Linked DNA regions of Homo sapiens: region 1 is linked to region 2. Evidence: chromatin contacts called from ENCODE Hi-C or POLR2A ChIA-PET data. All regions are on one chromosome and are shown on one strand. The core of a region is the stretch at or near the end of the contact, and the rest is flanking DNA. Distances in the headings are between cores, read along the strand shown. Region 1 overlaps CDH13 (cadherin 13). Region 2 overlaps CMIP (c-Maf inducing protein).

Evidence for each region. A loop is a pair of places that touch in the nucleus more often than their neighbours do. ChIA-PET counts read pairs that join two places held with the same protein, here RNA polymerase II (POLR2A). Pooled maps may share reads with other maps.
Region 1: a loop to region 2 is called in a map with no recorded cell type, with 39 times the contacts of the local background. The contact joins two enhancer-like sites. A Hi-C loop is called at or near these places in 3 of 37 single-sample maps with no recorded cell type and 2 of 50 pooled maps. POLR2A ChIA-PET finds 5 or more read pairs at or near these places in 1 of 52 experiments (GM12878).

Annotation. Positions count from the first base shown.
Region 1 is chr16:82,652,786-82,657,056 of GRCh38, forward strand. All of the region lies in intron 1 of CDH13 (cadherin 13), which reads left to right. Among named protein-coding and RNA genes, the nearest start is that of CDH13, 28 kb to the left of the region's middle. RefSeq lists enhancers at 695-1,894, 815-1,314, 1,136-1,345, 1,396-1,445, 1,686-1,735 and silencers at 2,639-2,933, 2,868-2,917. Within about 2 kb of position 1,251, at least 15 of the 41 ENCODE cell types and tissues checked have a DNase peak (open chromatin) inside an H3K27ac peak, as active enhancers do; they include GM12878, where a contact is called at or near this core.
Region 2 is chr16:81,479,000-81,482,799 of GRCh38, forward strand. All of the region lies in intron 1 of CMIP (c-Maf inducing protein), which reads left to right. Among named protein-coding and RNA genes, the nearest start is that of CMIP, 36 kb to the left of the region's middle. RefSeq lists enhancers at 2,056-2,145, 2,176-2,245. Within about 2 kb of position 2,497, at least 15 of the 41 ENCODE cell types and tissues checked have a DNase peak (open chromatin) inside an H3K27ac peak, as active enhancers do; they include GM12878, where a contact is called at or near this core.

The DNA of each region.
Region 1 (4,271 bases), core at 1-2,500, 1.2 Mb after region 2:
TATGGTCTTTTGTGAGTTCTGATGGGAATCCCAGAATCTTTCTGTAACTGTGGGTTCCAATGAGAGAGGCACATTTAACAAAGACCAGAAGAAAATCAAAACTGTTGCTCAAACTGACAGTGTATGTTCTTCATCCCACTCCTTCATTAGCTCATTCATTCATTGATTCGTTCATTCATGTGCTGGCTCTTTGTAGAAGTTGGGGGTAAACAGGCGACCAAAAGGTAGTCCGTGACCCCAGGATGTTGTAATTCAGAAGGGTAAACAGACAAGGCAGTCAACATTGTCCATTCAGTGTGAATGAGCTTGGGAGTACAACCACTTTGGAAACCCATTTTGTTAATTTACCTTTGATAGATACTTATTGAACGGTTTTTCCAAGTGTCTGTGAAGAAGACATGGTGGTGGTAGGGGGTGGGTGGATGGTTTCTGAGGACCTGATAATGTTTCTCCTTGATTTTAGTGCCAGTTACGTGGCAACTCATGGAAAACATTGAGCTGAATACTTGGGCTTTTGCACCTTTTTGTAGTGCCTTAGTGTATTTTACACAAAAAAATAAATAAAAGTATGCTCAGCCTCAGGTGTGTTGGAAATACAGAGGAGAGACCAGCCCAACTTTGGAGGAGAACAGAGAGAGGGACCCAGGAAGGCCTTCTGGGGAATATATTTGACTTGGGCCCTGAAGGAGCAACAGAAATTAGGCACTGAGTAAAATGGGACTGGATGTACCTGCACAAAGCCAGCAGCAGAAGAAAAGACATGGAGTGGAGGGAGCTGGCAGTTCATGCTTGGGGGAAGCTGAGAGTTGCTTGTGGGGCTGGAGGCCAAGGTGCAGGGCTGCAGGGGTAGGAGGGAGCAGCCAGGGAGGGGGTGGATTGGTTAAGAAACACGATGTGCATGTCATGTTGAGAAACTTGGATTTCACCCTGGAGGCGCAGGAACTAGGGGGGATTTTTCAGCAGCAGTGACAGACGCTCTTAAATCTGGGTTTTCCAATGATCAGCATGCTTGTGCCTGCACCGGGGCGCAGGATGGGAGACAGATGCCTTTTGCAGTAGTTCCGGAGAAGAAGACTGAAGACCACATTCAAGGCCCTGAGAGAGAAGAGAAGGGGACAGATACCACAGAGATCATGAGATATAGCACAACAGATAAGACTTGCTAATTAACTGTACGGGGTTACAGGGAGGGACAGGGAGAAATCAGGTTTCTTCCAGCCCAGCTTCTGGTTGGAATCACTCAGGCAGAGACACATGGGCCTGAGAGAGGATTCCCCTTATGACATAAAGCCGCAAAAATTCTCATTAGTCATTGCAAAAACATCTATTTCCGGCCTACACTGCACCAGCCAGTGGGGGAGGTCCTGAGAGATAGAGAAAGGATGAATTCTTGCCCTTAGAGAGTCACCTAGAGATTCTGGGGAGACAGCAGGTCCGAGTCTCTCTGCCTGAAACCTCTGGACAGTGTCTTTGGCTGACACTTACATGGTGGTCTTGGTTTCTTATTCAAGGTCGGTTTCCCAACTCTCATAGCATCAGCTTTAGGGCATCCCCAAATCTCTTGCAGAAGAGATGGTTCTTTCCCCTTGAGTTGTTTTGAGCCAAGCATATAACATTGTGTGAATGTTTGAAAACTTCTCTTGGTTCTCAGAATGCAATTCTGACAGTGCTGAAGGCTGCCAATTAAATGAAGATTTAGATAAAGGCTGTGTGGGAGGTGGAATGCAATATTCTTAAACCTAATAATGGCTTCCTTCTGTCTTTTTGAAGCTCTCAAATAATCCTGATTGACTGACTCTCTGCTTTGGGCATTCCCATTTTCTGGACAATTTAATACCATTTAAAATGTTTGACAACTTTTATTTGGGGGCAGACATCCTTAGGGGATGGGGCCGTGGGCAAAGATACAAATGCTGTACCATCAAAGGAACCATGGATTTAAATAAGGATTTTTTTTTTTTTCATATTCAGAAGAGGTGGGTACAGAAAGGATGAGGGCAGCTTCTCAGGTTATAGTATTAACCACGTGAAGCAGCTAACAAAGGTATGTGCCTGGCCTTGTGCTAAAGGCTTTCCTCGTATCAGTTCTTTCATCCCTCCCAACACTACTGAGGTAGATGGAGTGACTAGATCCATTATACAGGCAAAGTAGCTGAGGCCCACAGCCATAGCAAATAAACTGTGGAGCTGGTGGTCCCAGATTTCATGCTTTTAGTCATTCTCTTGGCTCTGGGGTACAGGTAAGCTTCCAGAACTGGAGGATGGAGTCCAAAAGAAACTCAAGATAATTTCCCTGCCTTTCCCATTGTATCAGGGGATTCATCTGTTCATACATTCATTCATTTTCCCAACACATTTACTGAATGCCCGCAAGCACCAGGAAAATAGCAATGGGCACAACCAGGTTCCTATCTTCATGGAGCTATTGCTTTATTGGCAGAGGCAAACAGTAAAGAAAATTCATTAGTAATCAGTGTTGCAATCAATGAGCCGGTCAATCAAGCACCATAAAAGGGTAAAGTGTGACGAAGGTGCTCCTTGTGATAGGGGTTGGGGGTGAGGGGAGGTGTCCTGGAGAGGAGACATTTCAACTGAGATCTCTCTGAAGTAGATGAGATGGCCATGTGGATCTCAAAAGGAAAGTGTATGCCAGGAAGAGCAAAAAGCAAGTGCAAAGTCCTAAAGCAGGAAATAGTGAGGCTACCGCAGTGTCGGGTCCAAGAGTAGGAGATGAGATCAGGGAGGCAGATTAGGCTGCAGGGAGGGTGTGCGTGTGATGCTGAGAGTGATGGGAAACCACTGGTGGGGTTGGGGGAGGGCAAGGCAGTGACATCATTTGTTTTTATGTGCAGCAGAGGAAGCCAAAGCAATTCAGAAGAAGCCTACAGAAGCTTACCTCCTCCACAGGCTATTTTTTTCTTGTTTACATTTGTTAATTTTACATATATATTAACTCAGTCCTCACAACCACCAAATGAAATAGGCATTGCCCTTATTATCATTCTTTCCCATTTTAACAATGGGGAAACTGAAGCTTAGAGTAGGCAAGGTCGCCCAGATAGGAAGCAATGCCTTCGGGTCATGGCTCACTACTCAAGTGCCTGAAATTTCAGCTAGCCTTTAGTGGGCACCTGCTATGTGCCAGGATCTGTATGAGGTTTGGCACCACCTAGACAGCCCCTTGAACCAGTGGCATGTCTCAGGACAGTGTGAGAGACAGAAACTTCAGCTGAGAGTTACCGTGCAAGGCAGAAAATGCTGGTCTAGCAAAAGGAACTCTGATTTCGATTTGGAAGTACAGAGAAAGAGCATCTGCCTTGGACAGAGTTATCAGTGAAAAGATGACATATGAGCTGAGACTGAAAATCATGTTGAAGATAGTCAAACAAAAGCTGGCAGTGTGGGAGTGGGGGCTTCAAGCAGAGAATCAGTGGTTCAAAGGCACAGGGTAGAAGGAGAATGGCAGCTGGCTCAGTGTGGCTGGAGAAAGAGGCTGGAGTGCACCTGGTTGCATTTGAATGGTGTGCGTGTGTGTGTGTGTGTGTGTGTGTTAATGATGGTGATGAGATGAGGGGCTAGAGAGGAAGACAGGTTGGCACCTGGTAGCATTTTTTAAAAAGCAAGTAAACCTTATTTTTTAGAGCAGGTTTAAGTTCACAGCAAAATTTGGTGGAAGGTACAGAAGTTTCCCAAGTACCTCCTATCCCCACAAATGCACAGCCTTGTCCCACTATCAACATCCCACATCAGAATGGTACATTTGTTACAGTCAATGACTCTACATTGACACATCATTATCACTCAAAGTTCACAGTTTACATGAGGGTTCACTCTTGGTGCTGTACGGTGTATGGTGGATACATGACAAATGTGTAAATTCATGTATCCACCATTATGATATCACACAGAATAGTTGTACAGCCCTAAAATACTTGCTCTGCCTATTTGCCTACCCACTCCCTTCTCCCTAACCCCTGGCAATCCACCGATCTTTCTTCTATTTCCATAGCTTTGCCTTTCCCAGAATGTCATATGGTTGGAATAATATAGTATGTAGCCTTTTCAAATTAGCTTCCTTCACTTGGTAACATGCATTGAAGTTTCCTCCATGTTTTCTTATGGTTTGGTAGCTCTTTTTTTTTTTTTTTTTTAGCATTGAATAATATTTCATTGTCTGGATGTATCACAGTTTATCCATTGACCTACTTAAGGATATCTTGGTTGCTTCTAAGTTTTGGTGATTACAAATAAAGCTGCTATAAACATTTGTG
Region 2 (3,800 bases), core at 1,247-3,746:
CTTTGCTGGACGCCTAGGAGAAGCCGGGTCCTCAGGCACTCGAGTGGGAAGTGAAAGTGTGCACCAGCTCTTTAGTTCTGCTATTGACCGGACAGGGTTTTTCCTGGGGGGAGGGGGAAGGAGCTGCTGTGTTTTCTTTGCTTAATCTGGCCTTGCCCCACAGAGAAAACACATGCGTAGCCTCCATCCTGTTTGTAAAGAGGGCGGTCAGCTACTCGAAGTTGCTCGCCTGGAAAAACTGGGAAGATGTCATCTCCTATGGTAAGGAGGTGGGGGCTACAGGTAGCTGAGGTGGGCAATGAATGTCTTGAGGGACTGTCAGCATGTGACCTTTTTTTAAATGGTGATAAAATACACGTAACATAAAATGGGCCATTTTAACCAGTTTTAAGTGTGCAGTTCATTGAGTACGTTCACATTGTTGCACAACCATCACCCCCATCCATCTCCAGAACTTTCTCATCTTCTCAAACTGAAACTGTCCCCATTAAATGTTAACTCCTAGTCCCCCTCCCCCAGCCCCTGGCAGCCACCATTCTCTCTTCATTTTCTATGACTTTGACTCCTTTAGGGACCACATATGAATGGGTTAATATAGGATTTGTCTTTTTCGTGTCTGGGTTATGATTATTATTATTTTGCTTTTTTTGTTGAGGTGAGATTTACATAACATAAAATCAACCATTTTAAAGTGAAGAATTCAGTGATATTTAGCCACTACCACCTCTGTCTAGTTCCAAAACATCGTCACCCCAGAAGGAAATCCTGTACCCGTTAACAGTCACTCCTCTTTCCCCCTACCCCCGGCTCTTGAAAACCAACATATGACTTTAAATTTGATTTGCATTTGCATATATTAGGCCCTCTACAAATGTATGCTGAATGAATGAAAGAAAATCCTGGCCAGCTGAGAAATAATGATGAAAGCTTGGATTTCTTGAGTGCCTACTTTGTGCCAGGTCCACATAAGCATGTGTGGTTCTCAGCCCTGGCCGCACAATGGGATCACCTGGGGATCTTCGTAACCCCCAAAACCCAGGCCCCACCCCAGAGACGCTGATGGCTTTGGTCTGGGGGAGGTCTGGGCCATAGCCTTTTCCGAGCGATTCTAACATGAGAGTGAGTGGTAGGCAGTATTTCCTTGGGTCATAGCAGTCCTTTGGGGTAGGTAATATTATCTCCATTTTGTGGATAGGGAAACAGGTTATAGAGGTCAGGTAACTTACCCAAGCTCTCTCAGCTTCAAATCTCCATCTGAGGCCAGGCGTGGTGGCTCACGCCTGTAATCCCAGCACTTTGGGAGGCCGAGGTGGGCAGATCACCTGAGGTCAGGAGTTTGAGACCAGCCTGGCTAGCGTGGTGAAACCCCATCTCTACTAAAAATATAAAAATTAGCCAGGCGTGGTGACACACACCTGTAATCCTAGCTACTCAGGAGGCTGAGGCATGAGAATCGCTTGAACCCGAGAGGCAGAGGCTGCAGTGAGCCAAGATCGTGCCACTGCACTTCAGCCTGGGCGACAGAGTGAGACTGTATCAAAAAATAATAATAAAATCTCCACCTGAGTCCAAAGCCCTGACCCATTCTGCTGCTCCAGCCTCCCTCTGTTGTTTTGCAGGTGATTTTGGAAGGGGCACCTGTTGCTACTTATGTGTTTGCTATGGGGTAAAATAATTAAAAACTATCTAATTGGGATTTATGGGGTGCCAGCTGTATGCCAGGCACTGATTCACGTTCTCTCATTTTACCTTTACAGCCACCTTGTGCAAGGGGACTGTTATGATGACATCAGTTTCCCCAACATTGTTGGGAAAGGACGGGGGTGGTTTGCCTCACTTATCATGGAGGGAGTCTCCCCTTGGCCCTCCTGGTGGGGACCTCAGCTGAAGCAGAGTGGGAAAGAAGCCTGTGTGTGATGTCAGGGTGGGGTCCAAAGTTGAGGCTGAATGCAGTGTTTTCACGGGATGGCTTTGACATCGGTGAGAGCTGCTCTGCCCAGTTTGAACTAGTGGTGGGCCATTGAATGGAGCTGGAGAAGCTGTGCACACCTCAGGGCTTTGGCCCGGCTGTCTCCCTCAGCTGCACATGGTTTGTCCCTCCTATTTGCGTTTGAGATTTTTGATGGCTGTGGGACTCATGATTTATTCAACAAATATTGTTGAGACCTGATAGCTGGGCGCCGTCTGGGGCTCTTAGGAATATGCGGTGATGAGACAGGCACAGTCTCCATTATCCTCATGGTCTGGCAGGTGGTACGGATTGTTGTGTCACCCTCATCTGGGTGTGCCGGGCCCTGTCTCTGCATGAGCTCCCTCATTCCAGCCTCATGGCAGGTGTACAGGTGAGGGCCTTGAGCGACTGTGTGTAACAGATGAGGACAGGGCCGCTCAGGAAGGCTGAGAAGCTTTCCCAACGTTACACAGCTTGTGAGAAGCGGAGACTGAAATTGAATGTGAGCTGATGGCTTCAGAGCTTGACTAAGTAACACTGACAGATAATTATGAAAGAGGAAGTCCAGGGAGCATCTGCGTGGGATGGGGCCATGCCAGGGCCAGAGCGGCTCCCAGAGGGTGCTGTTTCAACTGAGGTCTTGGGGGGATGGGTACACTAGTTTCCTGTGGCTGCTATGACAAATGACCACAGGCTTTGTGGCTTAAAGCAACACAAAGTTATTATCTTACAGTTCTGGAGGTCAGAAGTCCACAGTGAGTCTCGTAGGGGCTAAAGTTGAGGTGTTGTCTTTCTGGAAGCCTAAGGGAAGGGTCTGTTGCCTTTTCCATTATCTAGAGGCTGCTCGCATTCCTTCCCTCGTGGCAGCATCACTCCAACCTCTGCTTCAGTCTTCACATCTCCTCTGGCTCTGGCCCTCCCGCCTCCCTCTTTTTTTTTTTTTTTTGAGAGGGGGTCTCACTCTGTCACCCAGGCTGGAGTGCAGTGGCGCAATCTTGGCTCACTGCAACCTCTGCCTCCCGGGTTCAGGTGATTCTTGTGCCTCAGCCTCCTGAGTAGCTGGGATTATAGGTGTGCGCCACCACACCTAGCTAATTTTTGTATTTTTAGCAGAGACAGCGTTTCACCATGTTGGCCAGGGTGGTTTCGAACTACTGACCGCAAGTGATCCACCCTCCTTGGCCTCCCAAAGTGCTGGGATTATAGGCATGAGCTACCGGGCCTGTCCCTGCCGCCTCTTATAAGGACCCTGTGGTTACACTGGGCTCACCAGATCATTCAGGGGCACCTTCCGTCTCAAGATCCTCAGCTTAAGCAACTCTAAGGGTCCCTTTGCCATGTCAGGCCACATAGTCACAGGTTGAAGGGAGTAGGATGATTAGGGCCATTATTGTGCCTATCATAGCAGGGGAGAGTGAGGCTGGTGGGCAGGCAATCTAAGGCCTGGAGGTGAGTGGGTGCTTGGCTTTGGAGGGGTGCTGGGCGCCTAAGTACCTGGAGGAGGAGCTCCTGGAGGGGAGGGTGAGACAGCAGAGGGCCTTTTAAGTCATGGGGCAGACTGGGAGTTGGTCACCTGCTAAGTAGCTTCTGGAGAGAGGACCTCTGTTCCCACTTGAGCCTGGTGGACATGCGTGTCCCAGGAGGACGGTGTGTGTTGGGGAAGCCCCTGCCCCTCCCCCACCTAGGAGCTTCCCTTTCACAGTGACAGGAAGAGGGAGAGCTAGGAGCATAATGTGCTTTGGGCAGGAAATGCAGGCTGCATCTTCCCATTGCTGGAGAAGGTGACAAACCCGGGCTTCGGAGTCACTGGGGCTGGGTTTGAATCCAAACTCCACCACATCCTAAGCTG